Linked DNA regions of Homo sapiens: region 1 is linked to region 2. Evidence: chromatin contacts called from ENCODE Hi-C data. All regions are on one chromosome and are shown on one strand. The core of a region is the stretch at or near the end of the contact, and the rest is flanking DNA. Distances in the headings are between cores, read along the strand shown. Region 1 holds the start of THAP9-AS1 (THAP9 antisense RNA 1). Region 2 has its middle 22 kb from the start of RASGEF1B.

What was found. A loop is a pair of places that touch in the nucleus more often than their neighbours do. Pooled maps may share reads with other maps.
Region 1: a map of natural killer cell shows a loop between it and region 2 (7-fold over the local background). The contact joins the promoter of THAP9-AS1 here to the enhancer-like site in region 2. A Hi-C loop is called at or near these places in 3 of 168 maps with a recorded cell type or tissue (CD4-positive, alpha-beta memory T cell, naive thymus-derived CD4-positive, alpha-beta T cell and natural killer cell), 1 of 37 single-sample maps with no recorded cell type and 7 of 50 pooled maps.

What each region holds. Positions count from the first base shown.
Region 1 is chr4:82,895,434-82,902,165 of GRCh38, forward strand. THAP9-AS1 (THAP9 antisense RNA 1) reads right to left here and starts at 5,483. Exons shown (of 4, transcript NR_034077.1): 1 at 4,901-5,483; 2 at 4,644-4,790; 3 at 259-341. THAP9 (THAP domain containing 9) reads left to right here and starts at 5,302. Exons shown (of 5, transcript NM_024672.6): 1 at 5,302-5,449. The coding sequence starts at 5,370. It overlaps SNORD143 (small nucleolar RNA, C/D box 143), which reads right to left and starts at 495; the gene lies at 420-495. SNORD144 (small nucleolar RNA, C/D box 144) reads right to left here and starts at 2,792; the gene lies at 2,707-2,792. It also overlaps a transcript of SEC31A not described here. RefSeq lists enhancers at 4,747-5,266, 4,882-5,001, 5,267-5,786 and a silencer at 5,312-5,661.
Region 2 is chr4:81,490,837-81,497,495 of GRCh38, forward strand. No RefSeq gene overlaps it. Among named protein-coding and RNA genes, the nearest start is that of RASGEF1B, 22 kb to the left of the region's middle. RefSeq lists an enhancer at 2,788-3,987. Within about 2 kb of position 3,480, at least 6 of the 41 ENCODE cell types and tissues checked have a DNase peak (open chromatin) inside an H3K27ac peak, as active enhancers do; they include natural killer cell, where a contact is called at or near this core.

The DNA of each region.
Region 1 (6,732 bases), core at 4,233-6,732, 1.4 Mb after region 2:
CACTCCAGCCTGGGCAACAGAGTGAGACTGTCAAAGTTAAAAGCTCCACCCCCTCCAATGCCTTTCCTGAATTGAATCTATTAATTAAAAAAATACTATTTTGAAATAATACTTATCTTTAAAAGCTGGAAGAGTAAGGAAAAGAAATTTTTAATTCAGAGTACAGTATCCACATTAGGCTGAAATAAATGTCAATTTTCTGCTCATACCTGACCTTTTCTGTGTTCTTTTATCAAAATAAATGTGTAAGTCCCATACCTTATTATATAAATCTTCAACTTCTTGATCAAATAAATATGACAAATGATGTTCTCTAAGAAAAACACCCTTCAATTTTATTCCTAAAACGAAAAACATTCAAAGGAACTCATTGTGCAGAAACACAATATATACAAGTCTCATCATTTTCTTTTTCTATTATGTCCTCATCCACATACATTAATCACAACAAATCATGATGTGAACAGCAGTGGAAAAAATTTAATCATTGGACATTTATTTCTTGAACTTCAGCTCTAGTTGTAAGATTCTCATTGCTTAGCTCTTTAAAACAAATGCATATATTTATCTAATGTAGAACAGTTAAGACCTCCAATTTTACTATAATTGGGAAAAAAACTCAGAACAAAGATTATGTCAAGTGTATCACTGTATTGACTTTGTTAACCTGCTATACATCTGACACAAGGGTAGGTGTTCAACAAGTGAAATACCAATCCTAAAAAGCCAGAAGTCTGTATCTGCTTTCATAGGGTTATTATGAGAAATAAATATTGTTTAACAGAACCAACTCTTTCTTTTTTGAGACAGAGTCTTGCTCTGTCACCCAGGCTGGAGTGCAGTGGCCAATCTTGGCCCACTGCAACCTCCACCTCCTGGGTTCAAGTGGTTCTCCTGCCTTGGCCTCCCAAGTAGCTGGGGTTACAGGTGCGTGCCACCATGCCCGGCTAATTTTTGTATTTTTAGTAGAGACGGAGTTTCGCCATGTTGGCCAGGCTGGTCTTGAACTCCTGAGCTCAGGTGATTCACCTGCCTTAGCCTTTCAAAGTGCTGGGATTACAGGTGCGAGCCACCATGCCTGGCCAAGAAAACCAACTCTTTCTATACACTATATATAAAAATCTTAGCAGCCTGGGCAACACGGCAAAACCCCTTCTCTACCAAAAATACAAAAAATTAGCCAGGTGTGGTGGCACACGCCTGCAGTTCCAGCTACTTAGAGAAGCTAATTGGAACTAGAGTATGGCTAGAAATTAGGTATTCCTACTCATATAATTTTCCTTGGGGTGATACTAACTTGGAAAGTTGAACTTTCTAAGAATTTTTCAAGGAATATTGTCCAATTTCTTCTGTGCAGTTATACAAATATTTGCTATAGGATGGAGTAAAGGTACAGATGTACAGCATCATTGAAGGAGTTTGACCTTTTTCCCCAAAGCTTGATTTTTATCCACTATGATGAATACATTTTACTAAATACTTGCTACTCTTTTCCTTCTGCTGCTTCCACCCCCACCTCCCACAGGCTTCTACTCCTCATCAGCAAAATATAGACCTTGTCAAGCAATCAGAATGTTCCTAATTGGCAGAACACTAATTCGTGCCTGAGATTTATAATCTTTTGAGTCTTCTTGTTTTCCTTTCATCACTGCTCAAAAGTTCTATTAGAAGAAAAAACACTCCCCCTTTTCCTTTAAGTCCTAGCACTGCTTCTGATATTTGGAAACCACTTGTCTAATAACAGAAGCATTACGTATAAAACAAAGCATAACTAGTTTTGGAGCGTATTAGGGTGTAGCTGCCCCTCCATATCAGGCTTGATGCTGAGAAGACACTTCCAAGTTAGCATGAGATTCTAGAAGTAGAAATAATTATGTAACAAATAATGATATAACAATAATTTCAAAACTCCATGGCTTTCTGAAACAAAAGACAGAACTCAAACAATGAAAAATTCGGCAACACAAAAGGGTAGGTCCTCAACAAGCAAGATACCAACCCTAGAAAGCAAGAAGTCTATACCTGCTTTCATAGAGTTATTATGAGAAATAAATATTGTTTAAGAAAACCAACTCTTTCTATATACTGTATATAAAAAGCTTAGCAGCCTGGGCAACATGGTAAAACCCTGTCTCTACCAAATATACAAAAAAAAATTAGCCAGGTGTAGTGGTACATGCATGTGGTCCCAGCTACTTAGGAAGCTGAGGTGGGAAGATTGCTTGGGCCTGGAAGACAGAGGTTGCAATAAGCTGAGATTGCGCCACTGCACTCCAGCCTGGGTGACAGAGTGAGACCCCATCTCAAAAAATAAAATAAAATGAAATGAAATTAAAAAAAGCTCAGCATAATTTGTGGCCCATAGTAACTGGCCAATAAATAAATATCTGTTATTATTCTTTCCAAGTGGACAATTAATGAGATTATATACCATAAAATAGGTAGATTTCATTAAAGCCTTAATAAATGTTTTTTACTTGGACAATCCTCCATTTCCAACTCACTGCTATAGTTCCAGGAATACTTAATACATTTAAAATAGAAAGATATACTACCTTCCCTGCATATTTTGAGTAATTATCTTCCAAGACCCATGTATCTTTTCTCAACATCTCTGAGAGTACAATTCCTGAAAAGAGATATTTTCTTTTAAAATTTTTTGTGCAATAGTCAATGCCTTTGCAAATAACACTATCTTTAATACAGCTTACATATCCTCATTTAAGTATTCAATAATCACAACGGTTCATTATGTGAACAGCAGTGAAAAGGTTTAATCACTGGATATGAAGTTACTAGAAGAAGCAATGATATAACCAAATGATCAGATTGAGAACTTCCATGTCAACAGTAAAATAATCACAACAACAAAAAAAGTATAGATAAGTTATAAACAAATGTAAAGATACAAAAATACAACTAAGAAAAAAAAATTCCATCTATAAAGGATTACTTATTTCCTATGCAGAAGTAAATATCTAGAGCAGTGACCCCTTGCGGCTATTGCCTTCATTTAAGTAAATCTGTTCTGATAAAAGCAGTTTTCAGAAATTCATCTGAAATTAACAATTAAAGGAATGTTGTCAGAATAATGTAGGAAGCACACTATTTCATCTTTAGGAAAGGCAAATAGTTGCAATCCAATTAAACAGGAAAGAAAACAGCCCTCATTTCAGATGATGAACTGGCAGCAGTACTTTCAACTCTACCTTAAGAAAATGGCAAGTGAATGCCTGTATCTGCAAACTTTTGAGTCCTTAAGAAAAGGCAAACACCACGATGAGACAGCCACTTCACATGCACAAAAATGTGGAGAAACTGGCAGCCTCATCCACTGCTGGTGGGAATGTAAAATGGTGCAGCCACTAGGGAAAATAATCTGGCACTTCCTCAAGAAGCTAAACACAGTTATCTTATGACTCACCAATTCCACTCTTAGGTGTGTAATCAGGAAAATGAAAACATTTGTCCACACAAAAACTTGTACACAAATGTTCATAATAGTAAAAAAAAAAATTGGAAAACCCAAATGTCCACCAACTGTTGAACGGATAAACAAAATCTGCTACATCCATAAAATGGAGTACGATTCAGCAATAAAAAATAAAGTACTGATACGTGCTATAAGATGGATGAACTCTGAAAACATTCCAAGTGAAAGAAGCCAGTCACAAAGACCATATATTAGTTCATAATTCCACTTACATGAAGTGTACAGAGCAGGCAGAGGCACACGGAAACTAAATTAGTGTTTGCTGAGCGGGGTGGGGGAATATTTGGAGGTGCTGCTAGTAAGAATGAGGTTTCTTTCTGGAGTGATGAAAATGTTCTAATATTGATTGTGACTGTTCCACAATTCTGTGCATATACTAAAACCCACTGAATTGTACACTTTAAACCAATTAGTTGTGTGGTATGAGAATTATATCTGAGTAAAACTGTTACAAAAATATAAGGCAACTAATTTTTTCCTTAAAGATAGCTAAAAACAATGTTATTTTTATTCAGCCTCACTCGGGTCTTAATTGGTTGAGCAGGAAAAGGCTCTAACAGCCCAACCAACTTACAGTATTTAAATCCAGTTCTTACTCTCTGCACACACCTTACAGCCAAAAAGTATTTGCCCTGCACATCCCCCAGGGACCAATTTTTCCAAAGTTCCTTGACCATCTATCCTTAGGCCATGTGACTTTTAAGGAACCATAACCAAAAGCTATTAATTCCATTCAGAGAAGATACAAGCATATTATAATGGAAAACTGGTGTGAATAAGTAATACCTTAATATGTATCTTCGGCTGTAATCTGGACAAAGTAAACACAAAGGGGAAAAAGAAGCAATCTTGTTAGGCCTGGATATTTGGAATTATTTTTGTGTGCTATACAAAGAAACGGAAAAGTTGCAAACCCTTCTCTGTTTTCTGTATGCTAAGGATCTCCTTCTCAGAGACAAAAACCCACTGGCCCGTTTCCTTCTCTAAGCAAATTGAAATCTCTTCCTCAAACATAAGAGCTTATAACTAAGACATTGTTCTAAGCTCTATCTCCTGAAAGCTATTCATAATGCCTCATTCCCAACCAAAACCACTTAATTGCCCCTTGTCCCCTGCCCCTATTACTACTGAGGAGCCCCAAGAACCTTACCTTATTTCCTTCATTGTGGCAAAGTGTTTCAGAAAAGGGTTCCTTGAATTAAAAGTCGGCGTATCCTATTTGACTCCTGCTCCTCCGGTATCACATACCTACAGCCAACCATGCCAAGAGCTTCCCCATTATCTCCGCATCGGAGAGCTACAAGATAAAGCGCAAGAACACGACACGCATCTCAGTAAATCATATATTTTTGGCCCGACTCTGTCTTCAACACACCTAAGGCACCGTGTTTTATCCCTCTTCCATACCCTTTCCTCCCGATATCCTCCAGTTTCAGAGACCGCACCCGGAGACCCATTGGCAGGTTCCTGGATTCGCCTCAATTTTGGTCCTGCCTCTCTGCTTCGCATTTTCAGGCTTGGCCTCACAAGAAGGACGATGGCGCCAGATTGTGCCAGAATGGGTGAAAACAGAAGGAAAATAAACCGGTTGCAGCAAAACCCACTATTCCGCCTCCAACGCGGAGGGAGGAGCGGTCAAATGCACGTCTTCAGGCTCAGGCCCTTCCGATTGGCTGCTGGGACACAACGTGGCCTGTCATTGGCTACGGCACCGGCGCAGGGCCTTCGGAGAGGAAGTGTGGAAGTCCCGCGCCTCTAAAGCCCGCCTTTCGTGACAAATAAAGGTCGTAGCCGCAGAGTCAACGGGCGGAGCTAAAGTGGTCGTGATTCATGCTGTCGCGGGAACCCCGAAGGTGGGGCCCCACGTAACAAGAAGATGACCCGAAGTTGCTCCGCAGTGGGCTGCAGCACCCGTGACACCGTGCTCAGCCGGGAGCGCGGCCTCTCCTTCCACCAGTGCGTATGGGAGCAGCCTCGAAGCCTTCGAACTCCCTGCGGGGCCCGGCGGGCCGTGGCGTGGCGTGGGGCGGGGCCGGGCCGCACTGTGGGTCGCGCCGCGTGTGTGACGCGACGTGACGTGCGCAGCGTCGGGGCGTGGGAGCGGAATTGGGGCACTGTGAGAATTGAGATTCTCTCTCTTCCCGCCCAGTGTTTACCTCTGAATAGCCGGTTCTCGCACCGCCTACCGCTTTAAGGAGAGTTACGCGAAAGGAGTCCTCCATTAATTGGATGGTCTTATTATTTGAAGTGAGGAGGCCGAAAGGGAAGGCAGTTTAGGACAACGGTTGAAGTGTGTGTGTGGCGTCTTCCTGAGCACGAGTACAGATCAGTTTTCTCCTGTACTGCCTGACATTGCAAGTTCTTAAGTGCTGTTAGCCGAGCTGTGCAAGGCCGGTCCGATTCTGGCTGGATTTGATCATGGCAGGGAAGTTTCATTTGGCTCGACAGTGGGGAAGAATTTCAGATCAGTCTTATCTGAACTCATATCCATGGTTCAGACTGGTATAGGTCATTCAGTATTCAGGGTACACTAGCAAGTAGAAAAGTGGGTAAAATAGATCCTCACAGACAAAAGGAGCAGATTTATGGAAAGATCAAAAAGAACTTTATGGTTGGAAAGGGGGGGTAGGAAGAGGGTAGTTAGGAATGGCATGGGAAAATGTAAAGGATAGAAAGTGCAAATATAGAGGAGTGGAAAAGTACCTGAGAAACCATTTTAAAAATGTAAATGCCAGGTTAAGGAGTTTAGAGTATGTATGGTAGGCTATGTATAAAATTCATTGATTTTTTTTTTTTTTTGTTTTCTATTTTTTAAATAGGGCTGATTCCTCCACCTAAATTGTTAGCAGTGTGAACCAACTCATTGTGTATGTGAGACCATAATTGATTTGGGATTTTTCTTGTGATAGAGGTAGTTTTAAACTAGGGAGACATGAATTCCAATTTTAATTGAGTATTTACTGATGTCTGTACTTGGCTCTGGGTCTTGGTTTCTTCTTCTGTAAGAGGAATAAAAACCTGCCTTGTAGAATTTTGTAAAACTAAAACGTAAGACTTTATAGCATATGTAACGCACAAGGTAAATGCTTTAAAAATGGTATTATTACCAAATTAATTTTTTCCAGAACTCAAAACTAGTTATGCTAGTTAGATTACAATATTTCCCAACATTTTCCTTCTTTTTTTTTTTTTTTTTTTTGGAGACGGGGTCTCACTTTGTCGCCCAGGCTGGAGAGCAG
Region 2 (6,659 bases), core at 2,230-4,729:
AGACACATAAATAATTAGGTGAATTTGCATTGTAATAAGTGCTGTAACTGAAGTAAATCCAAAGCAAATGGGCTTTCCATTACCTCAGTGCTTATATTGCAGTTTAAGGTGGAAGCAAAGCTGCGTAATGATCAAGATCACCCACAACGGAAACAGGAAGAGCTTGGTTCAAATGTAGCTCAGTGTGAACTTGAACAAGTGGTTCAATCATTCCAAGCTTCAGTTTTCTTATTCATAAGATTAAAATAATCAAGCTTATTTTAAAAATAAAATTAAATCATGCATATAATGTCATTAGCACCTTATCTGGAACATAGAACTTACTCAAGAAATTGTAGCTAATTAAATATAATTATCATCACTATTCAGTAGCCTCTTTCATCTTTAATACCTCGGCCTCTTCCAAACACCTTTAAAAAGTGTGACTATATTTGCTTATCTATATGTGTGATTTCATTTTGTGTTGTTGAAGGACCATTTGAAAGTTGCAGACACCCATAAAAATACTTTAATGTGAATCTTTTAAAAATAAGGACATTCTTGGCTGGGCACGGTGGCTCACGCCTGTAATCCCAGCACTTTCGGAGGCTGAGGCGGGTGGATCAAGAGGTCAGGAGTTTGAGACCAGCCTGGTCAACATGGTGAAACCCCGTCTCTACTAAAAATACAAAAGTTAGCTGGGCGTGGTGGCGGGCACCTGCAATCCCAGCTACTCAGAAGGCTGAGGCAGGAGAATCGCTTGAACCCAGGAGGTGGAGGTTGCAGTGAGCCGAGATCACACCACTGCACTCCAGCCTGGTTGACAGAGCAAGACTCCATCTCGAGAAAATATATATAAATAAGGACATTCTTGTGCATAGATAATGATATAATTGTCACCTAAAAAAAAGCAACAATATCCCCTAATATCCCTAATATGATCTAATTTCTAGTACATATTTAAATTTCCTAAATTGTTCCCAAGGACATTTTGAACCAGGATATACTCAAGGTTCATGTGTTATATTTGGTTGGTGTTTCTTTATTCTCTTTTAATTTTTATCAGTTCTTACCTCATTTCCAACCTTTTCTTGCTTTTCTTGACATTGTCTTTTTTGAAGAAGCCAGGACATTTGGCTTAGTACCAATTTCTGAACTTGTTTGATATTTTTCCTCAAAGTGTCATTTAACTTGTTCTTCTATCCTCTCTGTTATCTATACCTTGGAATGCAGGTCTTATGCCCCTATTGCTTTTAAGTGAAACATTGTGGCAAGAATGTTTCCAAGTCAATGCTACGTAGTTCATATTACTTCACATCAAAATTTCCATGACCACTTCCTCTTCAAAATATTGTGTGGTTTCCTAGCTATCTCTGAGGTCTGGCTAGACTAGTGGTTTCAACTCTGTCTTCACTTAGAAATCACTGGGGAGTTTTAAAAAAATATTTGTTCCTGAGTTATACCCCTAGAAATTCTTGACTTGGACAAAGGGATTGGTATTTTTGTAAAGCTCCCCAGGTGATTTTCATGTGTTAACTGGGGTAAAAAGGAACTGGTTTAGAATATAAGCTCTGAAAAGCAAGGGGTACACCTTCCTTATTTACTACTACATATTCTCAGAGTTGAGCAGATGGCTTGGCTCATAATTACTACTCAATATTACATGCTGAATTAATTAATTATTAGTTAATTAACATTCAGCTTACAGTCAACCTCATCTTCTTCCTTTCATACTTCTTCCTTTCATACTACATGGCGTACTATGAAGCCAACAGGTTAATTTTATAGCATCTTTAGAGAAATCACAATAGGCCACTGCTTTGCAAATTTCTGAAAACTACATATCAATGGGAAAAGAATCATTTTCAAACTTCTGAGAAAGGAAAAATGAGCAAACAATCATTCAGCTATAGTGTTACATTAGTTATGCTGCAGACAATTCACTCTCTGTTTTTCTTTTCACATTACCAGTTCTTCCAGTTCTTATTTTAATGACTGGTAGAAAGATTCCAAAATTACTTAAGGTGAAAGAAAGATCAGGAGTTTGTCTTGGTTGTAACTGTTGTTGTTTTAAAGATACTGAGCAAATTTTAACCATGTGGAGGAATGCTATAGAAAGAGAAGGATTTAGGGTATAGTTATACTTCTATTTGTTTGAATTTGACTTTGGCCAAATCCTAAGAACAGAATGAAAAAAGGTGTATGACTCATACGTGATTGCCACAATTCTACACCTGTAGCTTCAAATAAAAAGGAGTCAAGAATGAGTATCTTCTTGAAAAAAAAAAAGATAACCAGAGCAAATTTAGGAAATGATGAATATACACTTATTTACTGTACTGTTACTAAGTGAAAATCACTAATAATCCAATAGAAAATCAGAAAAAGACATAAACATACAGTTTGTACCTGAAAAGGCTTTTATACTGATAAAAAAGGGTCACTCTCACTCACAATAGCAAAATTGTAAATTAAAACTAATTCTGAGATCTTTTCCTTTAACTCATAAGATTTCCTTTAACTCATAAGAAAATCTACCATAGTGGAGGAATACGAATGCATATATGTTTTGATCAAATAATACCAACTAAGGAAAATTATTGTATAGATACCTTCCACTCATTATGTGAAATATCACATAAAGAACATTACTCATTCCATTATGAGAAAAGATTAGAAGCAACTATCCATCATTAGTGAATTCGATGAATAAATTGTATTTATTTAATAAATAAAATGTAATAACAGAATCAAACACTTTGCAGTATAATAGGAAACCACAGGGACACTACGTATTGATATGGAATGCTAATATATTGTTTAGTGAAAAAATATATAGAATCATTATGTAGAGTATCCTACAATATATATAAAAGAGGGAGACCAGGTATGATGACTCACATCTGTAATCCCAACATTGTGGGAGGCTGAAGCAGGAGGATCACTTGAGACCAGGAGTTAGAGAGCAGCCTGGGCAACATAGTAAGAAAAAAATGTTTTAAAAAATTAACTGGATGTGGTGGTGCATGCCTGTAGTCCCAGCTACTCAGGAGGCTAAGGTAGGAGAATCACTTGAGCACAGGTCTTACTCTGGGAGGCAGAACAAGACCCTGTTTTTGTTCGTTTGTTTGTTTGTTTCTTTGTTTATAAAAGGAAACAAGAAGGAATATATATTTGTACTGTAATATTTTATACATGAAAAATTGGGGTCAGATAAATAAGGAACTGGTAAGTAGTTAGCTATTTAGGGGAGGGGATGGGAACTTGGTGGGTGTAAGACAGTGGGTGGGAGAAACAGGAAGGAAACTTTTCACAAGACAGTTTGTCATATTTTATTGTGTTTGAACAGCATAAATATAGCACATATTCAAAAATCTAAAAATTTTGGAAAATCCCTATCAAAAGCCATGGGAAATGCATGTTTTTAAGTAGAAAGTATCCCAGACAGTCTTATATCCCTTATTCTTGCTGTGGAGTTTCAGAATCAATTCTATTACTTACCAGTTTCGCTAAAAATGAAACTGAAACTCTGCATACTTCTCATATACTTAGTCCTAAAAATAGACTCAGGGAAAAAACTCAGAAAAAAAACCTTCTCATGATAATTTTCAATATTGATTTTTGTTGCTTTACAGAATTACAAAGTTTTAGATTACACTTAAACATGCACTATTTAAAGCCAAACAGACCACTGTTGAAAGATATCCAAACCAAGGCATGTGCTTACATGATACTGAAGTAATGGTGTCAAAGTAAAATTAATCTTTTTCTCCCATCAAGCTCTCCATGGAATCCAAGAGAGGGAAACGCTATCTCACACAATGATGGAGAAAATTTCATCTAAGAAAATAAGGAATTATTATTATTATTATTATTATTATTATTATTATTATTATTATTTGAGACGGAGTCTCGCTCTGTCGCCCAGGCTGGAGTGCAGTGGCCCGATCTCAGCTCACTGCAAGCTCCGCCTCCCAGGTTCATGCCATTCTCCTGCCTCAGCCTCCCGAGTAGCTGGGACTACAGGCGTCCGCCACCACACCCGGCTACACCCGGCTAATTTTTTGTATTTTTAGTAGAGACAGGGTTTCACCGTGTTAGCCAGGATGGTCTCAGTCTCCTGACCTTGTGATCCGCCCACCTCGGCCTCCCAAAGTGCTGGGATTACAGGCGCGAGCCACCGCGCCCGGCGGAATTATTTTTTCACAGGCAAATCAATAAGATAAAAAGTAACTGTGGTTTGCTCATTTGCCTCTTAGCATCTACTACTTTGGGTTATCACTTATCTTTGTGCATGGATTCTATTACAAAAAAGTATGGGACTGTTATCATTAGCACTTTGTCCAGTGCAATGCATACGATAGATGCACCATAAAAGCCTGACCTACCACAGTGAAATATATGGGTTCTAGGGTCTCTGTGACCTTGACAAGTCAAACATTCTTTCTCTGGCTTAGCTCTCAATTTCTTTATCTGGAGGTGGAGTGCCTAACTTGGGATACCTCACAATGTTGATATAGTGGCCAAATAACACAATAAATGTAAAAGACTTTGGAAAGTATAAATGAAAGTTGTACTACTGTTACTGCAATTATGACACAGATATAAACAGATAGGGCAGAGGGGGGAAAAAGCTGATTCCAGAACATGCTTCATGGAGTCTCACTCCTACAGAAGAGCAAAAGGAAACCTAGGTAGGTTAAGTAACTTGCTCAAAATCAAGTAGCCAGTCAGAAGTAGAAGTGAAGACAAATTCTCATTCACATGTTTTGACTGAATGACTCATTTTTCTACTACTTTACTTCTATTACTTGGCCTTGAGAGCCTATGGAAAATGTGAAGGAGAGGGATCACCTGGTTACTCCAGTCATAGGAAGGCTGGAGAAACATTAAAGAAGTGATCAGAGAAAGCACAAAAGCATAGGAGAGTGGTGATCAAGTCTTAGTTGGGATGGTTATAAGTAGAAGTATAAGAGTGGAGGGATGTTACGGAAAAGTTTTACTAAGCATTTTTGACCTACCAAGGTCTTTATGGCTTTATCTCATGTAATCATCACAACAATCTAGTCAATGTAATCTCCATTTTCTAATTGAGGAAGTGAACAAGAAGCAGCTACTAGGTGGCTGAGCTGTGATGGATCTGGAACTGCGTAACTCTGTTCAGGCCCTCCGATTGCTATGCCTCATTCCACAATTACCAATAAAGATCATAGAGGATGTCGGCCCAATGGGAGAGTATTAGAGACTTTTTTAAGGGAATATATGCTCAAAATTTACACATTATTTATCTTCACTAAATATTTCCTTTCTAAATTTGTAGAGTAAAATATTAGTAAAAATCTCAAGATGGATTCATGTTGGGTATTTTCTTCTTGAAAGAGAAAAGACCTTCTTTAAGATGAACACCTTTAGGATCCTCCAACCAGAAGGACCAGAACAGGTGGTTTGAGTCAATGAATAAATGCTATCCCATAGGGGTCTTCAAATGAAATTAGCCTGGGATATTTCTGTATACCAAGTAAGTTACTGAGTAATAATAATATCCAACACATACACAGAACATTCTAAGTACCACGTGCTATTCTGAGAAGTTGCACATTCATTTAATCCTCGTAACTGTATGAGGTGAGTTCTCTTATTATCTTTATTCTGCAAATGAAGAAACTGAGACACAGAGAGGTTAAGGAACATGTCCAAGATCAAATGGCTAAAAAGTAGTGGAGCTGGGATTCAAACCCAGGTAGCTTGTTTAGCACTACTCAGTGTTGCAGACTGTGTATCACTTTGTATATTCCCTCACCTAGGATTTAATTTAAAAAGCAATTTTTCTGTCTAAAGTGAAGCTTTCAAATTCTGAAGTTAGATAGATAAGGGTTCACTTATTAATTAAGTCATTCTAATATTGATTCATTCAGTATATATTATAATCCTACTATGTAACAGGCTAAGTAATAGCAAAAGTAGACATAGCTTCTGCTATCTTAAAATTTAAAGTCTAACAAGGAAATACACTTAAATCAAATAATTGCAAATAAATATAAAATTACAAACTCTTGTAAGAACTATGAAGGAAAGATTCAAAATGTTATGATAAGATTTTTTTTAAAAAAGCATGTAAGAGGTATATGTCCTAGTTGAGGGTGGTGGTTCTGAGGAAATGACCTTTGAACTAGAATTACTAATTTAGGGTTCTTTGTTTTGTTTTTGTTTTATATTTTGTTTTGAGACAGGGTCTTGCTCAGTAGCCCAGGCTGAAGTGCAGCAGTGCAATCTCAGCTCACTGCAACCTCTGCCTCCTGGGTTCAAGCGATTCTTATGCCTCAGCCTCTTGAGTAGCTGGGATTACAGGTACTTACCATCATGCCCAGCTAATTTTTGTATTTTTTAGTAGCGATGGGATTTCACAGTGTTGGCCAGGCTGGTCTCGAACTCCTGGCCTCAGGTGATCTGCTCACTTCAGCCTCCCAAAGTGCTGGGATTACAGGTGTGGACCACCATGCTCGGCCTTAGGGTTCTTGAGTTAACATTACTAAACCTTAATTCCCACCTATGAAATAAGGGTAATGGATTGTCCTAAAGTCTTAGTAACATAATAAATGCAAAGAGGTTATCCCAGCACTCTGTATTTAATAAATGATAGTTATTGGCTTTGTGATATTATTTTTCTCTTTGCCCCTTGA